Linked DNA regions of Homo sapiens: region 2 is linked to region 1. The links are chromatin loops, found by intact Hi-C in ENCODE. Cell type or tissue: endothelial cell of umbilical vein. All regions are shown on one strand. Each heading gives the region's core, and the rest is flanking DNA. Links, peaks and the distances in the headings are about the cores only.

The links. A loop is a pair of places that touch in the nucleus more often than their neighbours do. Peaks named below come from ENCODE experiments on the same cell type or tissue, not always from the same donor. Only the 100,000 strongest peaks of a DNase experiment are listed, where the experiment ranks them.
Region 2: a loop joins it to region 1, with 2.4 times the contacts of the local background. A loop is called at or near these places in 1 of 110 quality-filtered maps.

What each region holds. Positions count from the first base shown.
Region 1 is chrX:12,024,095-12,029,488 of GRCh38, reverse strand. It overlaps a transcript of FRMPD4 not described here. Among named protein-coding and RNA genes, the nearest start is that of FRMPD4, 110 kb to the left of the region's middle. In endothelial cell of umbilical vein, for the core only: no CTCF peak of the experiment used is centred there; a DNase peak (open chromatin) is centred at 2,828; H3K27ac peaks cover 199 bases; H3K27me3 peaks cover 777 bases.
Region 2 is chrX:11,785,327-11,790,720 of GRCh38, reverse strand. No RefSeq gene overlaps it. Among named protein-coding and RNA genes, the nearest start is that of MSL3, 30 kb to the right of the region's middle. In endothelial cell of umbilical vein, for the core only: a CTCF peak has its summit at 3,036 (motif pointing left); a DNase peak (open chromatin) is centred at 3,020.

The DNA.
Region 1 (5,394 bases), core at 107-5,106:
CTGATAAGCTGGACTTCATTAAAATTAAAAATATCTGCTCTGCAAAAGACACTGTCAACAGAATGAAAAGATATGCCACTGACTGGTAGAAAATATTTGCAAGAGATACATCTGATAAAGGACTGCTATCCGAAATATACCAAAAACTCAATAATTAAATAAGTAACCCAATTTTTAAAATGGGCCAAAGAAATTCACAGACACTTCAACAAAGAAGATATACAGATGGCAAATAAGCATATGAAAAGATATTCCACATCATGTCACCAGGGAAATGCAAATTAAAACAACTAAATACCACCACACACCTATTAGACTGACCAAAATCCAGAACATTATCAACAACAAATGTTAGCAAGGTCGTGTAGCAACAAGAACTCCTACTCATTGCTAGTGGGAATGCAAAATGGTACAGCCACTTTGGAAGACAGTTTAGCAGTTTCTTATGAAACTAAACATACTCTTACCATACAATCAAACAGTTACACTCTTTGGTACTTTCCCAAAGGAGTTGAGAACCTATGTCCACACAAAAACTTGCACATGGATGTTTACAGCAGCTTTATTCATAATTGCCAAAACTTGGATGCAACCAAGACATCCTTTAGTAGATAAATGTATAAACTGTGGTACATTCAGACAATGGAATATTATTCATCACTAAAAAGCAGTGGGCTATCAAGCCATGAAAAGACATGGAGAAAACTTAAATACATATTACTAAGTGAAAGAAGCCAATCTGAGAAGGCTATATACTGCATGATTCCAACTATATGACATTGTGGAAGTCAAAACTATGCAGATAGTAAAAAGATCAGTGGTTCTCAGGAGTTGGGGGGAAATAAGAGATGAATACGTAGAACACAGAGGATTTTTAGGGCAGTGAAACTTCTCTTTATGATACTATATTGGTAGACACATGTTATTACACACTTGTCTTAACCCATAAAATGTACAACACCGAGAATGAACCCTAATATAAAACATAGGCTTTGGGTGATAATGATGTAGCAATGTAGGTTCATGAATTGTAACAAATGTACCACTCTAGTGTGAGATGCTGATAATGGCGAAGGCTATGCATGTGTGGGGCTAGGGAGTATATGGAGAAATCTCTATAACTTCCTCCCAGTCTTGCTGTGAACCTAAGAATGCTCTAAAAAATAAAGTCTATTCAAACAAACAAACAATCCCCACACATTAACAACAACAAAAGAATGCCTAGAGATTAGAGAGATTCTCCTGCTGGTTTTGAAGAAGCAGCTGGCCACCAACAAGAAAAGTGGGGACTTCAGTCCTATAAGTGCAAAAGACTCAATTCTGCCAAAAACCTCATGAGCTTCGTAGTGGACTCAGCCTGGCTGACATCTTGCTTTCAAGCTTGTGACGTGCTGAGCAGAGAACGTAGTTAAGCCACACATGGACTCCTGGCCCATATAAACTGCATGTTTTTTAAGCCACTAATTCTGTGGCAATTTGTTATGCAGCAATTGAAAACGAACGCATCCTTTATGTTGGGTTATAAAATTCAATGGTTGGCAACAGAAGAAGACTAGTGACTTATTTAATAAACTTGCTTCTTCCATCTTATAGGAACTTCAAAGATATGAGCACTATTTAAACACCAGACAATAGAAAATGGTTTATTTTCAGTGGTTTATAAGCAAATGATTTCTTTATATTTAAGATTACACTGGCCATTTCTCAGGAGTAATTTCATCTATACAAGTAACCTAACCCAGATATTAGTTTTACTATTCCTTTTGACTAGGAAAACAATTTAGTTTAAAATATTTCATTCGATGTCAATAACTGCATTATGAAGTCCAATTTAAAAGAATCAAGGACTGAAATATTTTTATTTGATTTTTTTTTTGCATCAGGACTATTGTTGCTTATTTTATTTATACCTCAGCAAATTTATTTTCAGGAAGCAAAGGCTGAAGAATGAGTATTGACTTCCCTGAACAGTTATTGCTGATCACTCTGTCACACTCAATGTAACAGGAAGAAATTGTTTCAGGCTGATTTTAGTTTTCCTCACACAGATTACTCACTCACATCACATGATGGCATCAAATATTTATGTGGTTGAGGAAATTATAGTTTCTCACAATTCAAGATTTGAAGATTGTCTCTAGCTATAGATAAAGAATACATTGGACTGATGAGAGAACAAACTGAATTAACTTTGAAGACCTACAAGTAATAAGCCATCTAAAAAGCCTTAGTCATAAGGAGTTTAAGCCTTTTGATAAGAATTTTCAGAGTAACAATGAGCCCTAGATTAGATTACTTCGTTTTTGCAAGTAAACAGGTTGAACAGATATAAGTCAAAAGGAAGCAGAACTCTAAGTGATATAAGAAGTTACAACAATTTCATCTTTTTAACAATCAAATAAGCTGCCTTGTGAGATAATGAGTTGACAATCACTAGAAGTGATTATGCAGAAGTTGGAAAATCACCAGTTATGAAGGCTATAGAGCAAATTCCTATACTATATGGGAGAGTGAACACAAAAACCAGTAAAAGTCACCATTTCAATCTAAGAGATTTCATGATTCTAAAAACATGACGTGATCAGTTAAAGAGAAATCCTACACCATTACACGCTTGTATTAAGCCATGATTTATGACATGAAATATATATATCACCCATTATATATTACAAGAAAAATACGAATTAATGTTTTTTTTTCCCTCCTTAGGTATAATGCAATCTTGATAATTATTGCTTGACCAACTCATTGATGGTGAAGGGCAGAATGCCCAGACACAGTTGCTGGTATTTAAGACTTCACTCCTAGTGATTCATACATGGGGAGGGTAATTAAGGAAGGAAAGAGAACAATTAAAGGATAGAATACAATGGCACATGCATAGCTTTATCAACCACCACTTTCTGCACAGTGCTTGAAAATTATGCCTTAAACAAGTTGGGATCAAGAAAGATCCTCAATATCATTTCCTTGAGAAATCATTAGTATATTGGGTAGCAATATGAAATAATATGATCTTCTTCTCATAGAACCAATTATCTCCTTTTCAGAGACTTTTCACATTTCTCGGTTAAATTAATTTATATCTCCCTTATTTTATTGCAAAATCCATGATGCAGGAACAATGTTAAGTTTTTATCTCCATCCCTAGTACTTAAAAAAGGACCTCAGTGATACATAAAAATGTATTAAATAAGTAAACAAATAAATTGATAAGGAAAAGAAGACAGGAGGATAAAACAACCTTAACATTCCCTAAGGATTCTGTCTAAAGACCTCTTATTTCTCTCTCAAGGCAAGAGATGATGGTGGCTTGGCCTAGTGTATGCCAACGGAGATAGAAGCTACAGGACTAGCAAATGGGTTGCTGTGGAGGATAAGAAAGAGGCATGAGTCAAGAAAGACTTTATAATCTGAATATCCAAGTGAATTGTTTATTGATATGTAGACCACTGAGAGATGAATAGGACTTGTATTAGTTATATTAGTTATCTAATACTATGTAACAAATTACCCCCAAAATGAGCAGCTTAAAATAACAAACATTTATTATGTCATTATTTCCGTGGGTCAGGTGCCCCAGTGTGGTTTAGCTGCACCCTCTCTGGCTCAGGGTTTCTCACAAGAGTGCAATTGAGGTGTCAGCAGTAGTTGCAGTCATCAGGCTTAACTGTGGCAGGAACCACTTCCAAGTTCACACTCCTGTAGTCATTGGCAGAGTCCAGTCCTTTAACAATCAAATGGTTGTTGGCCCAAGGCTGTTCTCAGTTCCTTGATATGTGGTTCTCTCCATCAGGCAGTTCAGAACATGACAAATGGGTTCCTCAGAGTGAACAAGTAAGGAAAGCCACAGAGAATGCAAACAAGATGGAAGTCAGTCTTTTGTAACCTAATCTTGGAAGTGGCATCCCATCATTTTTGCCATAGATTCATTAGAAGCAATTCAGTGAGTCCAGTCTGTACACAAGGGAGGAGATTACACAAAGATGTGACAAAATGTGAATACTAGGAGGCCAGCTTGTTGAGGGCCATTTTAAAAGCTCTTTATTACAGGTTTACACAGAAAAATCAGGAGTTCCTTTTTTTTTTCTTAGATGTCCTAAGTTTGACCTTGAATGGCCTCTGAGATACCTAAGAGGAGGAGTCAAGTAGGCAATTGTCATGATTCATGAGTCTGGAGCTTAGAGGGGAGGTATGGACAGGAGACACCACTTTGAAGAGTATCAACCTATATTTAAAGTCACATAAATAAGTGAGATCTTCCAGGAAAAAAAAAAATGGAAAGAGAGATAAGGGAAAAGGATTCAAGACCAAGAGTGGGGAATTTTGACATTTTTAGGTTACACAGAAGAAAGAAGGTAATGAAAACCAAGAAGTAGCCAGAGGAGAAGGGGGAAAAACCAAGACTCTTGAGGTTATAGAGCCAAGAGAAAAAAAAATTGTACAATAAAAGATGGTCAATTATGGCAAATGTTGCAGAGAGGCAGAATAAGATGCAGACAGTGACATTATTGTTTTTTAAATAAAAATGTGGAAAAAGAATAATTATATATTGGCAAGAGACCAGGTAAATAAATTGCGGAATATTCATACAATGGACTACTGTGAGCAATTAAAATGAATGCAAAAGGGAGTCACTCCCATCAACATGGAAAAAACTCAAAAACATAATGTTAACAAAAAGCAACTGCTGCAAAACAGATATTACTTAAAAGCTTAAAAGCTAAAACTAAGTATATATTTGTATAAATCCATTTGTATATAGAAATAATGTAAAAGCAAGCATGTGAATTATTTTTTAAAATCATGAAAATGTTACCTCTGGGGAGGGGGTAGGGAAAATGCGATCAGGAAGAAGTATACAACAGCTACTTCTCTGTAAGGCATCATTCCTTTCTAAAATGTGAAAACAAGTATAGGATAATACATGGATTTTCTTGATATTATTCTCTCTTTCTGTCTATATGCTTAAAATGTGTCATAGTGAAAGTTTTAAATTAACAAAATTTGACAAGATTTGGCAACTCTTTCAAGAGTGGCTTTAAGTGGAGTAAGTTAAAATGGACTAAAAAGAAACTAAACTTCACTCTCTGAGTGACCTTGGAGAAATTATTTTACTTCTCCGAACTTCAGTTTTCTCATCTGTACAATGGTATATAAGTGCCTGAATATGTGGGTGTGTACATGCATGAGTATGTATGTGTACATATATATGCATGACACATTCATAAATGCACAGACACACACATATGCACGTATCATAAATGTATTGCAGGCAATAAACAAATTAGAGCTATAATTCAACCTTCATGGTGAGAACTAAAAAAAGACAATCTTTCAGAGCTTAGCTAGAGTACAGATTATAGATAAAAGAAATGGAAATGGAAGGCAAAA
Region 2 (5,394 bases), core at 152-5,151, 240 kb after region 1:
GCTGGTGGCAGGTGATTTACAATTGACTAGTAATATAAGAATAAAAATTGAGAAATACTCCCAGAAAAAAGAGAAAATAGAGGAAAACAATAAGAGAAGAAATTGATGCAAACATGACAATAAAAGTCTTCAAGACAGACATTTCGAGCAGGGGATTGCATTTTCCATGGGGCATAGAAAAGGGGGTTCAGTTAGGCAACATTTATTTAAATTTTATTTAAAGAAAATGATGAGTTGAACTAACCACTGAAACACTTGTGCCTCATAAAGGAGACAAAATGGTACAGTGCCTACCAGAAACGGCATGGATGTTTCTCAAAAAATGAAAACAGAATTGCCATATTATCCAGCAATCCCACTTTTACTTCTATATCCAAAAGAATTGAAAGCAAGATCTCAAAGAGATATTTGCACACCCATGTTCACAGCAGCATAATTCACAATAGCCAAGAGGTGGATGCAACCCTAGTGTCTACCAACAGAAACAAAATGTGGTCTATCCATACAATGGATTATTATTCAGCTTTAATAAAAAGAAATTCTGACACATGCTACAACAACATAAACCTTCAGGACATTATGCTAAGTGAAATAAGGCAGTCACAGAAAGAAAAATACTGTATGATTCCCCTTATATGAGGTACCTGGAGTCATCAAATTAATAGAGATGAAAATACAATGGTGGTTGCCAGAGGCTGGGGGAAAAGGGAAGTGAGGACTTGTTTAATAGGTTCAGAGTTTCAATTTTGGTAGATGAAAAAGTTCTAGAGATCTGTTGCACGACAATGTGAATGTACTTAACACTACTGAACTGTACACTTAAAAAATGATTGCAATGGTTAATTTTATGTTATTGTGTTTCTTTACTATTAAAAAACTTAATTTTTTTTTAAAAAAGAGACTAGAAGGAAAAACTCCAAAATAGTTATGGTGACGAGCTATGGCATCATGATGTTGGATGATTTTTTCCCCCTTTTATCTGTGCTTTGATGTGTCTGTGTCTTTTTGTTTTTAGTTTGTTTTTATATTTGGAAAATATTAGTTTCCTATAATTTTAAAAGAAATGGGAGTTAGTTGGGTCAAAAATAATAATAATTACCTTAATATATTTAGACAAGGATTTTTTAAGTCTATAAGTAGGATGAAGGAAATAATTAAAGCATCAAAACAAATATATTAGAAAATAGAAAACCATAGCATTATTTACAAGCCCAAGAGTGCAAGTTTCTTGAAAAAAAAAATACATATATATATAAAGAGAATAGCTTTGCCAAATATAATCAATAGAAAGGGATGAGGAAAATGTCCATTAAATGAATTATGAATGTTAAAATAGCAGCTGCTGAAAAAAATCCTTTGAAACTGCAAGAAATAACTAAGCAGGCACAGCTGTAATATATTTGAAAATCTAGATCAGGCTTAGCAAACATTATCTGTAAAGGATCAAATAATGAATATTTTTAGCTTTGTAGGCCATGCAGTCTCTGTAGCAACCACTCAACTTCTGCCATTATAACTTGAAAGCAGTTACAGACACTATTTAAATGAAAGGGTGTGGCTGTGTTTCCATAAAACTTTAGAAAAGCAGGCAGGAGGCCTGATTTGGCCCACAGGTCGTAATTTGCTAAGTGATAGAGGCTGGGGTCACTTTTCCTTCACGTTCTAAAATTTGGCCTCCCCACATCACTGTGACAACCTTCACCAAGGTAATAAAGAGCTGGAGCTACTGTATCTTTTTCTCCTGGGCCACTGACATCCTCATGGATAGCATTCCTAATTAGATACCACTAAACAAACACTGATTCTGGATACTCAGAATCCATAGGCATCCCGCTTCCACATTTTATATTTTATATTAAAAAACCAAAGTGTCATAAACCTTAGAGGGCAAACAGAGGCAAAGTAAAACTTCCATCATGGTCTATCAGTACTCACAACTTCCATCATGGTCTATCAGTACTCACAAAGACTCTCTTTTCAGGAAATATCTCAGGCCCACTCCTTGACATAAGGAAAACTATAGAATATGCCATTCTAAAAGCTTTTGAACATAGGAACCAAGGCTCTAGGTTTTGGTGAAAGTATTAATTAGAGTAAGAGGCTCTAGCCAGGGGTGAGAGGGAGCACAAATACAGAAACAAGGTCTTCCCTTTGCTATAGCGATCCGGTGCAGTTACCCCAATTGAGGTTCAGGTTCGACATTCTCCTTTAAGTCCCTTTTTTATTTAAAAAAAAAAAAAAAAAGTCAGCAAGTAGTAAACAATCTGAAAAATCCCATAAGAGAGTTCATGGAGTTTTCAGATGAGGAAACTGGGCAAGCCATGAAACTTGTATTCAAATGCCAGAACTGTGGGCCCTGATGATTTTGAAGTAGATTTGGTTCAAACTTTCAGGGCCTGGATAATTCCAAGTCAAAAACTCAGAAGTTTGAATATAAAAACATGAAAAGTTATGCAATTAATTTCAGAAAGCTTCAACAGAATCAGAATCTCCAGAGGTAAGCTCTGGGACTCTATATTCCCCCATAATTCTGATGCAGCATGTCTTGGAGCTAGCATTTGAGAACCACTGAATTCAAGAGTTAAATATAAAAATCAACCAAAGACAATGATTAGTTAATTAGCAACAATCGTATGGGAGGGGGTTTCTGGAAGCATTTTCGCACATAACCAGTGAGAGTGTAAATCACGATAATTCGTCTGGAAAGCAATTTGGCAAATGTATCAAGGACTTTAAAAATGTTTATAGATGTTGATACCTGCGGAGGAGGGAGGGCTACCCGGCTGCTGCTGGGAGCAGGGGTTTAGAGGAGGAGACGCTAGGCTAAGCTCAGGCCGCTGAGGAAGGGGCGCCTCCCAGCTGTTGCCGGTGTGACCGACCGGCCCCAGGAGGATGCTTCTGGAAGTGCGGAAAGAAGTTGGAGGCTGCCACCAGCCGCTGCAGCCAGAGTGAAGCGCCCCTGCATCCTGACGAAGCAGCAAGCCAATCGAGATGAACCCCTCTCTCCCGTCCAGTTGTCCCTCTCCAGTGCCCCCTGCTGGCAAAACACAACAGGAAGCAAGAGAGCAAAGGAGTTTTCAGCACAGCAGAAAGCGATGAATTTGGAGCTGCCCGATAATCGCCGAAAAACTGACAGCACCTGAAATCTCTTTATAAAATTCCCCTCACGTGTACAAAACATGCAGGATATTTCAAAAACCAGAGTCTTGATTGCCCAAATCTTAAAGGAAAGAACTAAAAAACTAGCGTTAGAGGTTCCTTTCAGAGTGATTTCTGGAAGCCAGCAGGATTTCACTTCATTAATATAATTATTTTATTACTTGGACTAATCAACATTTTGTCATCGGGCTGGCTTGGGAGTTTTGAGGACAAAGATGTCGCTTTCCCATAGTTTTATTTCTCCTCATTTTTCTATACAAAGTGCATGATATAGTATTACTTCTACAAAACAGCAATTCTTATCACCAGTTGTAAGAATTTAAAACTAAGAGCGTCTCCATTATAAAATATCTATAATGTAAACTGACATAAACCAAGAAAACCTCAGGCAGCTCTCAGATATGGTTACAAACCGAAAGAATAGGGTGATGTTGACACCATCCTGTTATGATCAGCTGGTTTGCACTGAGCCCAGAAGACAAAGGGTACACACAATTTGTTGAGAAGAACATTTATTATGACGGCAGGCTTCTTGTGTGCTAATTCACTTTTGACGGGGTTGTGTAAAAATCTAAGAGCACTTAGCTACTTACTACTTAAGCAACAAGAGTAATGTTCTGTTTACAGAGGGAAAGTTGTTTGAACTTGACCATGATCATACCATGGTATGTTTACCATACCATGTCTTGGCACGGTAAAATACAAGATTTTAAACTTGACTTCTCCATTGAGAAAATCAAAACAAAACAAAAGAACTGGTTTGCCTTATTGAATAATGAATCTGAGACTTCTCAGAAATGATCTAATGTGATATGTTTGTCCATTTGGAGAACATTTCAAAGAGATTTCAAGTTTCCATCTAGCTTTTCTTTTATTTTAGCTTCTTGTGTTATAAATTTGTCCCATAAGACAACGACTCTGAAACTTACCATCAAGGAAATCTTATAAAGCCAGGTTCCTGTCTGGTGGGATAAATTTAGACTCTAGAAAATGCAAAAAAGTATGTGTCCCACCATCCAGAATTCTGGGTGTGTGACCTAGAGAAAGACTGGCATTTGAATACAAGGAATTATATACAAGTGCTATTTATTTCAGCACTATGTATGAGTAAAAGGGGAATTTGGAAGCAATCTGAATATTCAACAATGGTAAAGGAATTAATACAGGCTATTACATCCATGTGATAGACTGTCATACAGCAGTTGAAAGTATTAAGCTAAACATGTATATAAGTAAAACACATATTTACATATTTATGCATATGTTATACATGTATGTATATATACATATGGATGTATGTCATATATATATGTATGTCAAAACTATGATGAGTAAAAGAGCAAAAAGTTTCATTGTACAATGTGAGTCCACACTATACCACACTCAGGCTATTTTTGCCTGTGGAAGAAAGGCAGGGGCTTGAGACCCAGGTAATGGTTAAAGGGAACTTTAGCCAAATATAATTTTTTTTTTGTCTTACAAATAGTGGTTGAAACAAATATTACAAAATAATAACAGTTTTTTTAACTTTATAGTGAAAATGTATTTTATATTCTCCTTTCTAGTTTTCTGCAAATTCTAAATTTCTTACCAACTGCCCCCCACCTGCCCCCACCAGACTTCATGCTAGCTACAGGATCCCAAAGATGTGTTGCTGTCTCCATCTACTTTCTTCCTTGTTATTTGAGCAGTAGCAAGGGTAGGTATATGTTCCCTTGAGCATCTGATGGCTTCTGAACATGCCAGGGTTTCAGTGATTTCAGCCAAGGCAACGAAGTTTAAACTGTTCCACAGAGAGGGAGTAAAACATTTGCACCACAAAAGGCACGTTGTGACATTAGCTATTGCTGTATAGCAAAGCATCCCAAAATTCAGTGGCTTAAAACAATAAGCATTTATTATTGATCAACAGTACATGGGTCACCTGGATGGGTCTGCTAACTTGGGCTAGACTTAGCTAATCTTGGCTGGCTTGTATATGCATCTGTTGAGAGCTGGCAGGTAGGCTGGGGGTTGGCCAGTCTAAGATTTTTTTTTTTCACATGTTGGCCAGTCGGCTGATTGTTGGCAGTGGTAATAAGAATAACAGGCCATGTGGCTCTTATCGTCTGCAGGTTAACTGGGATTTGTTCACATCTCAGCAAGTTTCCAAGGGAAAGAATGGAAGGGAGTGACTTCTGCCATATTGCCTTGGCTAAAGCAAGTTATAAGACCAGACTTTTCTTTGCCCTTTTC